Linked DNA regions of Homo sapiens: region 2 is linked to region 1. A link is a contact called in ENCODE Hi-C or POLR2A ChIA-PET data. All regions are on one chromosome and are shown on one strand. Each heading gives the region's core, a stretch centred on a gene start or an enhancer-like site at or near the end of the contact. The rest is flanking DNA. Distances are from core to core; before and after follow the strand shown. Region 1 overlaps SNX29 (sorting nexin 29). Region 2 overlaps SNX29 (sorting nexin 29).

The links. Hi-C counts contacts between places; a loop is a spot of excess contacts on that map. ChIA-PET counts read pairs that join two places held with the same protein, here RNA polymerase II (POLR2A).
Region 2: a loop to region 1 is called in a map of HepG2, with 7 times the contacts of the local background. The contact joins two enhancer-like sites. A Hi-C loop is called at or near these places in 1 of 168 maps with a recorded cell type or tissue (HepG2). POLR2A ChIA-PET finds 5 or more read pairs at or near these places in 1 of 52 experiments (GM10248).

What each region holds. Positions count from the first base shown.
Region 1 is chr16:12,224,325-12,230,305 of GRCh38, reverse strand. The region is part of intron 14 of SNX29 (sorting nexin 29); the gene reads right to left. Among named protein-coding and RNA genes, the nearest start is that of SNX29-AS2, 150 kb to the left of the region's middle. Within about 2 kb of position 1,430, at least 3 of the 41 ENCODE cell types and tissues checked have a DNase peak (open chromatin) inside an H3K27ac peak, as active enhancers do.
Region 2 is chr16:12,497,821-12,503,031 of GRCh38, reverse strand. All of the region lies in intron 19 of SNX29 (sorting nexin 29), which reads right to left. Among named protein-coding and RNA genes, the nearest start is that of SNX29-AS3, 110 kb to the left of the region's middle. Within about 2 kb of position 2,036, at least 2 of the 41 ENCODE cell types and tissues checked have a DNase peak (open chromatin) inside an H3K27ac peak, as active enhancers do.

The DNA of each region.
Region 1 (5,981 bases), core at 181-2,680:
CTTGACTCTTTGCCCAAACGGGAAGTCAGACAATGATGTTTCTCAAGTTTAAGAACAAGCTCCTGAGTCCAAGGACCAGCTTCAGAAGCTTTCAAGACAGTTTGCAGGCAAACTTTGACAACTAATGAAAGCTGTCTTTTACATTTTCTTTGTTTTCGTTTAAACACTCCTAGAACAGACGTGTACAAACTATGGCCCTGAGGCTAAATCCGGGCTGATGCAAGTTTTGTAAATAAAGTTTTATTGGCATACAGCCAAGCCCACTCATCTACACAATGTCTGCGGCTGCTACAACAGCAGAGCTGAGCAGTTGTGACAGAGACCCATCTGGACAACAAAGCCAAAAATATTTACTATCCAGCCTTTTATAGAAAAAGTTTGCTGAACCCTGTCCTAGAAAGAATGAAAGCAGTTCCTCTGAATTATCTCGTAAGTCCAACCAGACCAGTATGAGACAGAGCTGAGCTACCTGAGTGATCTAGGTCCAAGCACAGTTGACCAGTACAGGTCGGACTGCAGAGGTAACCTCAGCGTCAGCTCAGTTCATCCCTTTTGACTTGGCTGAAGGCACTACCCCAAGAACAGCAACCCTCTACACTACTTCAATTGTTAGGTAAATCCCTTTGACGGTAGATCTTTGAAGAATGCAGGAACTTATCTTCCTTGATTTTTCTTTAAACATCATGTGACAGTCAAAAAAAAAAAACCCCACCATTCTTCAAAGGGAATTGTAAAAGATGAAAAATGGTAGGAAGAAGGTTTATTTGGGGCCATCTGATGTGGTCCACTGGACATAAGTCACAAAAGTATCTCTACATTGGCAAAAACTCATGCTGGGTCCAACTGGCCATTTGACATCAGGGAGATGAAACCACTCTTTTTCTTCGCTTAGCCGCATACACGACATGGAAATTGGTTAGATGTTCATTTAGATCCAGACCAGGCCTAAAATCCTAGGACTGGCCTGACCATTTCCATTATTCATTCATGCACACATCCAAATCATATTTACTGAACACCTACTATGTGCCAGGTACTATGCTGGTGCTTTAGTTATGGAGGCCAATAACACAAACAGGAATCCTGCTACCAGGGAGCTTACAGACTAGTGGAGAAACCGAAAACAAGTTCAAACCAGGAATAAATAAGACATACTGCAAATTGTCACAAGTGCTCCATAAAACATAGCTGGAATGCTGAAGGGGGCAAGGTACATCCTGGCAGGCCAGGGAATGGCTCTCTGAGGAGGTGGCAAGTCCAAGGTCTGTGTGAAGGAATGAGGGCAAGCAAGCCCTGCAAGGCATTTGGGAGTGGGGGAGAAAAGCGCATTCTAGACACTCACTTAGGGAGAGCAGCAGGAGTCAGAAGACTCGGTGGAGGCTCCCTCGTGTGGTCACTGCAGGGAGGCAGCCTGCCCCGCATCACCAGCTTTGCAATGAAGTCCCTCTGGCTCTTGACTCGCCATGTGGCCTCAGGCAAATCAAGTCTCTGTGCCCCTAGCTTTTTCACGTGGACAGTGGGAAAACTCAAGAGACGGTGACTTTGGTCAGCCCAGCCCTGAGGCGGGAAAAACACGGCTTGTTCCAGGAACTGAAATGAGGTGATACAGGCAGAGAACAGCATAGGTTGGGGAGCTGCGCACCAGACAGGGTTGAAAAGGTGGGCAGGGCCAAGTCAGGCAGGGTTTTGCAAGTCATGGTAAGGCATCTGGATTTCATTTTAATTGCAACGGGAAGTCACTGAAGGGTTTTAAGCAGGAAAATATCTTGAGCATATTTGTAGTTTTAAAAGAAAGCTCTGTGTTGTAAAGAAAGGGGTAAGAGTGACCAGAGCAGAGGCAGAGAGAGCAGGATGCTGCTGCTGTCATGGACTGTGCTGGAGGCAAGGTAAAGCAGCTGAACCTGACCTCGAGTGCCAACTCGGACCAACTGGAAGTGGCCATCTATAACACTGTGCTGAGAACGTGCTGGAAGTTTAGACAGGGATCATTGGGGAAAAGTATCCTGTTTGATTAATGATGCCTGCCATGGGTGTGGAAGGGAGAATAGCAGTATGGTGTCAATATCTGTCCATCTCTCTACAGAGACCGAGAACATTTCAGTGCCTCTAACACTAATGTGTCTACAGCTCGGCTGGGGGCCTTGTTAAAGTGCAGACTCTGAGACGGTAAGGTCTGACATTCTCCTTTTCTTTTCCTGACAGGGTCTCAACTGTGTTGCCCAGTCTGGTCTTGAACTCCTGGGCTGAAGTGATCCTCCTACCTAAGTCTCTGGAAGTGCTGAGATTACAGGCGTGGGCCAGCCCAGCAACATCCTGCCTCTCTAACATGCTCCCAGGTGACGAGTCCACTACTGCTGGTCCAGAGACCTCACTTCGGTCTTTTTTTTTTTTTTTTTTTTTTTTTTTAAGACAGAGTCTCGCTCTGTTGCCCAGGCTGCAGTGCACTGGCTGGATCTCAGCTCACTGCAACCTCCACCACCTGGGTTTAAGCAATTCTCCTGTCTCAGCCTCCCGAGTAGCTGGGATTACAAGCACGAGCCACCATGCCTGGCTACTTTTTGTATTTATAGTAGAGACTGGGTTTCGCCATGTTGGCTAAGATGGTCTTGAACTCCTGATCTCAGGTGATCTGCCTGTCTCAGCCCGCCAAAGTGCTGGGATTACAGGCATGAGCCACCGCGCCCGGCCTCAGAGACCTCATTTTGAATAGCAAGAATCTAGAGAACTTACTTTCCCCCCATAGATTTGTGTAAGATAAGCTCCAGTTCCCAGGGCCTGACACAGAAAAAGAACACTCAGCAAATGTTGACAGAATTGAGTTGGTCATTTCTGTGTGCCTTTCAGCCTTCAACTGCTATGAAAAGAACTCTGAAGAATTCCAGGCAGTTAACCATAAAACATGAGCAACATCACAAGTGTGTATCATCCATCTTCCGCGGAGCCACTCCACGTTGTCACTGGGGTGCAGATCATTTGGGTTGGGGGAAGGAGTCCAAGAGAAGAAGTGAGGAAAAGGAAAAGGTGAGAAATGCGCTAAACAGGGCTGTTCCTAACCACACGGTCATGATCGGAACATTCAGCTCTGTGGGATGACAAGGGAAGTAAAATGGGGAGAAAGGAAGAGCTACTGCTATGTCCCCAGAAAAGCAGCACCCAATCCGCCAGACCCCCAGATGCACTGCATGACAACAGCAATGCTGGCTTGTACAAAAGCCCCAACAGGGAGTCTCCAGCCTCATCCTACACTTCACCACAGTCCCAGCCCATAATCCCAACTTATCTGAGCATTGGCCAAGTCCAAATTTCCCTTTCAAAGATAGATTCAAATCCGGTCTCGATTAGGGATGGTAGCCAGACCCTGCCGCCTGAAGATGGAATCAGCTAGCCAGTAGACGTGTTACATAAATGCCACCAAAACCTGAAGGCTCAGTGGGGCGTGGTGGCTCATGCCTGTAATCCCAGCACTTTGGGAGGCCAAGGTGGGCAGATAATCTAAGGTCGGGAGTTCGAGACCAGCCTAGCCAATACAGTGAAACCCGTCTCTACTAAAAATACACACAAAAAATTAGCTGGGTATGATGACACACACCTGTAATCCCGGCTACTCGGGAGGCTGAGGCAGGAGAATTGCTTGAACCCAGGAGGCAGAGGTTGCAGTGAGCCAAGATTGCACCAGTGTACTCTAGCCTGGGTGACAGAGCAAGACTCTGTCTCCAAAAAAAAAAAAAAAAGAAGGCTCAGTCCACGCCCTTCAGCTCCCCTGGAAACCCAAACCCTCTTTCTAGAATAAACAGAGAACCTGGGGCTCCATGCAGACCCCTTCAGCTCCACAAGCTGCCTCCTATCAACCATACAGTCTATAGATTCTCTTTCCCTCTCTCTCCTCCTTTTAAACTCACAGAATTACAAAAGCCTTAATTTTTAAACAGTTTACCTTAATAGTGCACATTCATTTTCAGGGGGTCATTAAAAAATCATAAGAACATTCTCCTGTTGCAGGGAGGTGATTCATGCCTTCTGCCAGCATCCACTTCATTTTTGGGCCTCTGCTGGTTACGACATCCCAAACTCCCAGACAATATTAATTCGATTTATTCTGCACCTTTCTAGTGGCTGCCTATTAACATTAAACACATAGAGCACTTTTCAGATCTCCAGAATGTCGAACACGACCGTTCTTCAGATGATGTAAGTTCGAAAAGATTAATCATCACTAGGATTAATTATTAGGAAAGAGTGGAACAACAGAGAAGTCATTTGTATGCGAGGGGTTTAGTACCTTGTATGAATTTGCCCCTTGCTAGAATGCCGGAGGATGAGGGCTGGATGCTGGCTAGTTTCCCAGTGTAAAACACAGAACTCAATTGCTTCATCTGTCTTACTGGGGTTAGTTAAAAGGCAGGAGAGCCTCTTCAGTAACTCTAGTGTATTATTGTGGAGTTAACTACATTGAGGGTGCCCAAGTCAATGTGGGCTGGATGCTAGAAAGTCAACACATTTTTTTAACACATGAGGAAGAACAAGACTTGTTTGGGCTTTGCTGAGATCTGGTCAAATCCCTGTATCAGCTCCTCAAATCTTCATGCGATGCCAGAAAGGCCTTTAACTTTCCATGCTGCCTCTACCTTACAACTTGTACCTGGGCTGACCTGGATGCTGTATTAGTCCGTTTTCACAATGCTGATAAAGACATACCCAAGACTGGGCAACTTACAAAAGAGAGAGGTCTAATGGACTTATAGTTCCACATGGCTGGAGAGGCCTCACAATCATGGCAGAAGGAGGAGCAAATCATATCTTACGTGGATGGCAGACATCAAAGAGAGAGAGCTTGTGCAGGGAAAGTCCCGTTTTTAAAGCCATCAGATCTCATGAGACTTATTCACCATCATGAGAAGAGCATGGGAAAGACCCGCTCCCATGATTCTATTACCTCCCACCGGGATCCTCCCACAACACGTGGGACTTGTGGGAGTTACAATCCAAGATGAGATTTGGATGGGGACACAGCCAAGCCGTTACCAGATGCCTACTACAAAGTTTATGATACACCTAGAGCCAAGTAAAAAAGATGTCCCTTAAAGGTAGATACATTAAGAGTTCAGCTGTCTTTACCTCTGATCAAAAGATAATATCAAAGGCAGTGATATTAATATCACTGATACTGTTATTAATATCAATGCCTTTGATATTAATCAATATTAATCAATACCAAAGGCACTGTTTGTTAGAATAACAGATGTTAGAAAGATTTCTGACTAAAGTAAGAGGAGGTCAAGATCCACAGGCTGGTTTGCAAGGTTATCAACTATCCCACCCTTGCTGGAACAGAGCAGAGCATCTATGAAGCCAAGAGTCTTCACCCTTTGATGGGAGAATGCTCAGGTTTGGTTCTGAGCTGGCCCTATGTACAGCCACAGATCTGAATCCACAGTTCATGAGAACTGATCCTGCTCCTAGAACCCTGTCACGTTTGCCTGGGCTCATTACTGTAAACACATGCAAAAGGACACAGAGCTGGGACTCCATCAGGCTTGTCTTGGTGGACTATCTGGTTTTGTGCCTGCTTACTATCCAAACAAAAAAACAAACCCTTGCCTAGACAAAGATCCACCGGTAAATTCAACAATACTCCCTGCTTTTGCACATGTAGGCTCTTTAGAATTCTTCAGTGAGCTTTGGCCATCTCACTTCCCTGTTTTGACCTGAAGAACTCATACTCAACCTTCAACCCTCTGATCAAATGTCACTTTCTCCAAGAACCCTTCCTTGATCTAGAATGGGTGAGGAGCTCCACACGGTGCTCCAGCTGCACCTGGATGTCCTCAGCACCGTGTTAAGAAACACGTCCTGTGGTGTAGTCACCACTCCCTCCTCTCCAGGCTGGGAGCCCCAGGGGGAGTGACCATGTCTCAGGTCTGCATCATGGCATCCACCGGGGCCTGGCCTATGGCAGGCCCTCTAAAAACAGTTGTCGGAGA
Region 2 (5,211 bases), core at 787-3,286, 270 kb before region 1:
CAAAACAAGATACATGGGATTAGGGAAAAAAGGCAGAAAGGCACATAGTCTTAAACACAGGTATCAGAACTGCCATGCAGCAACGTGAGTGCTTCTTTGCAGGCACATTCAATAACAAGATCTACTGGCAGCTCTAATCGCTCCTGTAATTCTAAAGTAGTGACCTTTAACCATGAGCTTTAATGATGGCTGGAAACATCGCAGCAACCGCAATGTGATACGAAAATACCTGTGATTGCTTTCCACTGGGGACAAAGGAGGAGGTACCATTACTCCTATTATAATTTGTCATCTAAGTTCACATTTAAAGTTCATGTTTCACGTAGAGGGTACTGAGAACAAAAGTGTAAATCTTTTCCATTAATCACTTGAATTTCATCCTCAGACCCCAGGATAAGAATTCCTTGGCTAGAAGATCAGGCTGAGCCCTAGAGCAGGCCACTCTGAACCTCAGTTTCCCTATCTGTAAAACAGGGCTGGGAATGAGGCCCCGGCCACCGTGGGGAAGCTGATGAGAGTCAGAGTTGGGGGGTGGCATTCAAAGGGCATTTTGGTCAGGAAATCTCAAATGTTACCTCAGCCTAGCAACCACCACCACCGGCGGCTGTGAAGCATTCCCTGTGGGCCCGGCCACATTCTGAAGCCATTCCCCGAATCACTCAATCCTCACAGCGCCCTCGTAAGGGAGATGCCACCGTCTTGAAACTTGAAGACACTGAGGCACAGCGAGGTGACATGCTGGTCTACACTAGCTCAAGATTCAAACCCAAGTACTCTGACCCCAGAACCCATGCCCTCCTCCACCGCCCCTCACTGCCACTGTCCCAAAGGAGGTAAATGCCCAGAGGAGGCCTCATCAGACCCTAGTTTGAGTTGCAGCTTCACTTCCAAGTCTCGCACATCTGGACGGAGCATGTTGCCTGCCCAGCTCGGAGGCAGTCCTGAGCCTGGACACTAAGCAGGTCCCATGTTCTCACCAAGAACTAGAACCTTTCCATTGCAGTGGCAGTAAAACCTGCATGAGTCAGAGAGAGAAGGTCCCTGACCCTATAACTAGTGTTGGCCTGGTGCAGGCCTGCATGTCCCCTGGTATCCACTCTGCCTGTTGCTTCTTAGCTTAACTGGATCACAGCCTCCACATCTCAATGTAAAGGGCCCTAACTGACCCTGGGACTAAATCAGGTTATTTGTTTAATAAGTAAACAAATAAAACCATAAAATTCTCTGCTAGGCTGAAAATTCCATGAGGGCAGGAACCATGTAGATCTTTTACCACTGCCTTTTTTTTTTTTTTTTTTTTTTTTTTTGAGACAGTGTCTTGCTCTGCCACCCAGGCTGGAGTAGTACAGTGGTGTGATCTTAGCCCACTGGAACCTCTGCCTCTCGGGTTCAAGTGATTCTCCTGCCTCAGCCTCCCAAGTAGCTGGGACTACAGGCATGCATCACCATGCTCAGCTAATTTTTGTATTTTTAGTAGAGATGACGTTTCCTCACGTTGGCCAGGCTGGTCTTGAACTCCTGACCTCAGGTGATCCACTCACCTCAGCCTCCCAAAGTGCTGGGATTACAGGTGTGAGCCACCGCGTCTGGCCTACCACTGTCTTAAACATAATTTGTTTGTTTTTAAAGAGATAGCGTTTCACTCTGTCACCCAGGCTGGAGTGTAGTGGTGCAACCCTAGCTCACTGAAGCCTTGAACTCCTAATCTCAAGCAATCCTTCTGCCTCAGCCTTCTAAGTAGCTGAAGGTACAGGGGCACACCACCACACCCAGCTAATTTTTGTATTTTTAATGTTTTTGTAGGGATGGGGTCTCACTATGTTGCCCAGGCTGGTTTTGAAATCTTAGCCTCTACCAATCCTCTTGTCTTGATCTCCCAAAGTGCTGGGGTTATAGTTGAACACAATTCTTGAATAAATCTGAATGAAGAGCCCATAGGAAGAGGCAGAAGCGGTGAGAGCCTGGAGCCTTGCCTGCAGCTGGGAGCTTCCTGTTTCATCCTGAGAGGGCAACACAGCACACAGCCACACCCCAATATGACAACATAACACACAGTCACTCTGCCCATGACAGGCGTGGCTCAGAGCCTGACAATCTGACAAGTGAGCAACAGGTGCCCTCCACTGAGGGGACCAAGGTGAGGCGGGGAGGAAGGAGACAGGAAAGGGTCTCATTGGAAGGGTCCAATCTGATAGCAACTGCAAAAATGACACACAACAGTGCTTCTCAAACTTGCTTGTGTATGCAACCCACCTGGGGGCCTGTGAACATGCAGATTCTCATGCAGCAGGTCTGGGATGGGGCCTGAAATCTGCACATCCGACAAGCTCTCAGATGAGGCTGATGTCACTGGTACACAGACCACATTTTAAGTGGTAAGATATTGAGAAAGAATAGACAGATGATAAAATTGTAGAATCATTCTTTGAGGTCTTATTTGATACTGTTCATCTCAAGCCACATTTTGGCTGGAAAGCCTGGCACCAATGCATGAAAATATTCACCACTGTGTTCTTTGCTCATCCACATAACGGCATGGGGTTGACAGCAAAAGGAGCCCGTGGAGGTTACAGAGAGGCGGACTCCTGTCAGAAGTCCCAGCCCTGGCTTTCTGAGTACCTATGTACCTCACTGTGTACCTGGGGCCAGTTATTTCCGCCTTCTGGGTGGTCCTCAGTTATTGGTCTGCAGGCAAGCTCCATCAGCATTATCTAAGGACCTTTCACAAATGCAGGGCCAGGAGAAGTGGCTCATGCCTATAATCCTAGCACTTTGGGAGACTGAGGCACGAGGTTTGCTTGAGTCCAGAAGTTCAAGACCAGCCTGTGCAACACAGCCAGACCTTGTCGCTGCATAAATTAACAGAAAAAAAATTAGCTAGGTGTGGTGGCATGTGCCTGTAGCCCCAGCTGCTCAGGAGGCTGAGGTAGGAGGATCCCTTAAGCCCAGGAGTTTGAGGCTGCAGTGTGCTATGATCACGCCACTGTACTCCTACCTGGGTGACAGTGCAAGATCCTATCTGTAAAAAATTTAAAATTAAAATAAAATAAATGCAGGCTGGGCACCATGGCTCATACCTGTAATCCTAGCACTTTGTGAGACTGAGGCAGGTGGATCCCTTGAGCCCAGGAGTTTGAGACCAGCCTGGGCAACATAGCAAAGCCCTGTCTCTACAAAAAAATACAAAAATTAGCCAGGCATGGTTGTGCGTAACTGTGGCCCCAGGTACTCAGGAGGTTGAGTTGGGAGAATCACCTGAGCACAGGGAGGTCAAGGCTGCAAGTGAGCCGTGATTGTGCCACCGAACTCCAGCCTGGGCGACAGAGTGAGATCCCATCTCTAAATAAATAAAGAAGTAAATGAATGCAGATTGTGGGGTTTCACTGTAGAGATTCTAATTCACCGGGTCTGGGGTGTGGTCTGATCCTGTGAATATGCTTAACCCCCAGTGATTCAGATCACACCCAGAGTGGGAAACCATCAGGCAAATGACAGCTGCGGTGGACCTGTCTTTGGTGCTGACCAGTGCAGAGCTATGTGGCCTAAGCACAGACTAAGGGAGGATCCCCAAGACGCCTTCATTTTACCACTTGCCTTGAGAATCTGGAAAAGATGCAGCTATGTCTTGCCCTGCTCGGGTGCTGGCATTACTGGCACCCCCGTCAGTCACCTGGAACTTAGCAGTGAAGCCTAATCCACCACAAACAAAAAACAGTGATGTTCAATTATTTCCAAAATCAGTGCATTGGGGGCATCTGCAAAAGTCTCCAAAACAATGTGAAATGCATGACCTGCCTGCCACCAACAGTACTGCTGAGGGAAATGCCCCAGAGAGCAAACACATTTTTTATTGGTTGTTCCAGTTTGAAGAATGCCCATATAGAACCCTAACTTGTGCCTTCTACTGCGATTTCCCACTGCAGGAGGAGGGAATGAGCGGAGGGCATAAGGGGAAGGAATGAAAGGTGGAAATGAGAATTAAGCAGAATGCCAGGTCTGCCTGGGTGGCTCATTTTTCCAGCTCCCTAAAAAGATTTATGCAGCTGTCCAAAAGGAGCTATGGCTCCATTACCCAGCATACAAAGCCCCTTCTGCTATCAAGTAGCAGATCAATCCTAGATGATAGTTCACTGCTAGCTTCTGAAAAACCTACCATCTCTCTACTTACATCCTCATCTTTCAAGCAGAACTGAGCAATTTTACTTTTGTTGGCAACAGTGGCCAAAAATTGTTTTAATTTGCAAATTGAAAAAATTCTATGCTGTTTGGTTTATAAGTTAATGCCTCCTATGACCTGACTTAGAGACAGATGTAGAGTTGAATCTCTTTTATGCTATTCAGAGATTACTAGAGACTACCTACATGTTTGCTTATGTGTGCATTATCTGTTCTCCTTCCCACTCAAAAATTGTAAGCCTATGCAAACAGAGCCCTTAACTGTTTAATTTCCCACTGTATTTTCAGTGGCTGGCACATAGTAGGTGCTCATGAAAGATGTGCAGAATGGATGAATAAATGGTGTTCTCCTTGATATGCACGCAGCCCTCTCTGTATTTACTTATTTACTAGCCCAGCGTCTCCTGCTACTGGTCATCCCCTACACTGCTTCCCAAGCAAGCATTTTTTTTTTAAATGCCAAACCAGTTTTAAAAACCATGCCACTTTTTTTGCTTTCAGGATAAAATTCCAAACTCCTTAGCTAAGCATACAAGGTAACTGGCCCTGCCTTGCTGTTTTGCCTCACCTGCTAACGTGCACATGCTCTGCCACGTGTACCTGCTGCTAGTGGGACATGCTGACTTCTCAGTGGGCCTCATGGGCCAGAGGAAGTTGCGTTGTTCCATAAACTCAGCTCTCAGAAGTGCTGTTTCCTCTGCCTGGAATTCGTCTATCTGCTTCAATAGCTGAATGCTGCTTATCCCTCAAGACTCAATTCTGGTGGCACCTCAGTTCTGACCCTTCCCCAGTCTCTCTTTCCCTTCTCCCCACAGGCTGTCTCCCCTTGATATTTTGCCTGCTTGCTACCCATGTCCTTTTCTCCTGGTGACAGTGCTACAGCCTTTCCTTGGGGAATCAACCTTGTCTGAGAGTGGACAGAAATTATCCACCCCTCCATCCAGGGATGAACCAATGACCTGGCCAATCACAGTCGCTGTGATTGGTCCTGGGACAGGCAGGAGACTCAAGCTAGGCCACAGAGCATCAGTGCTG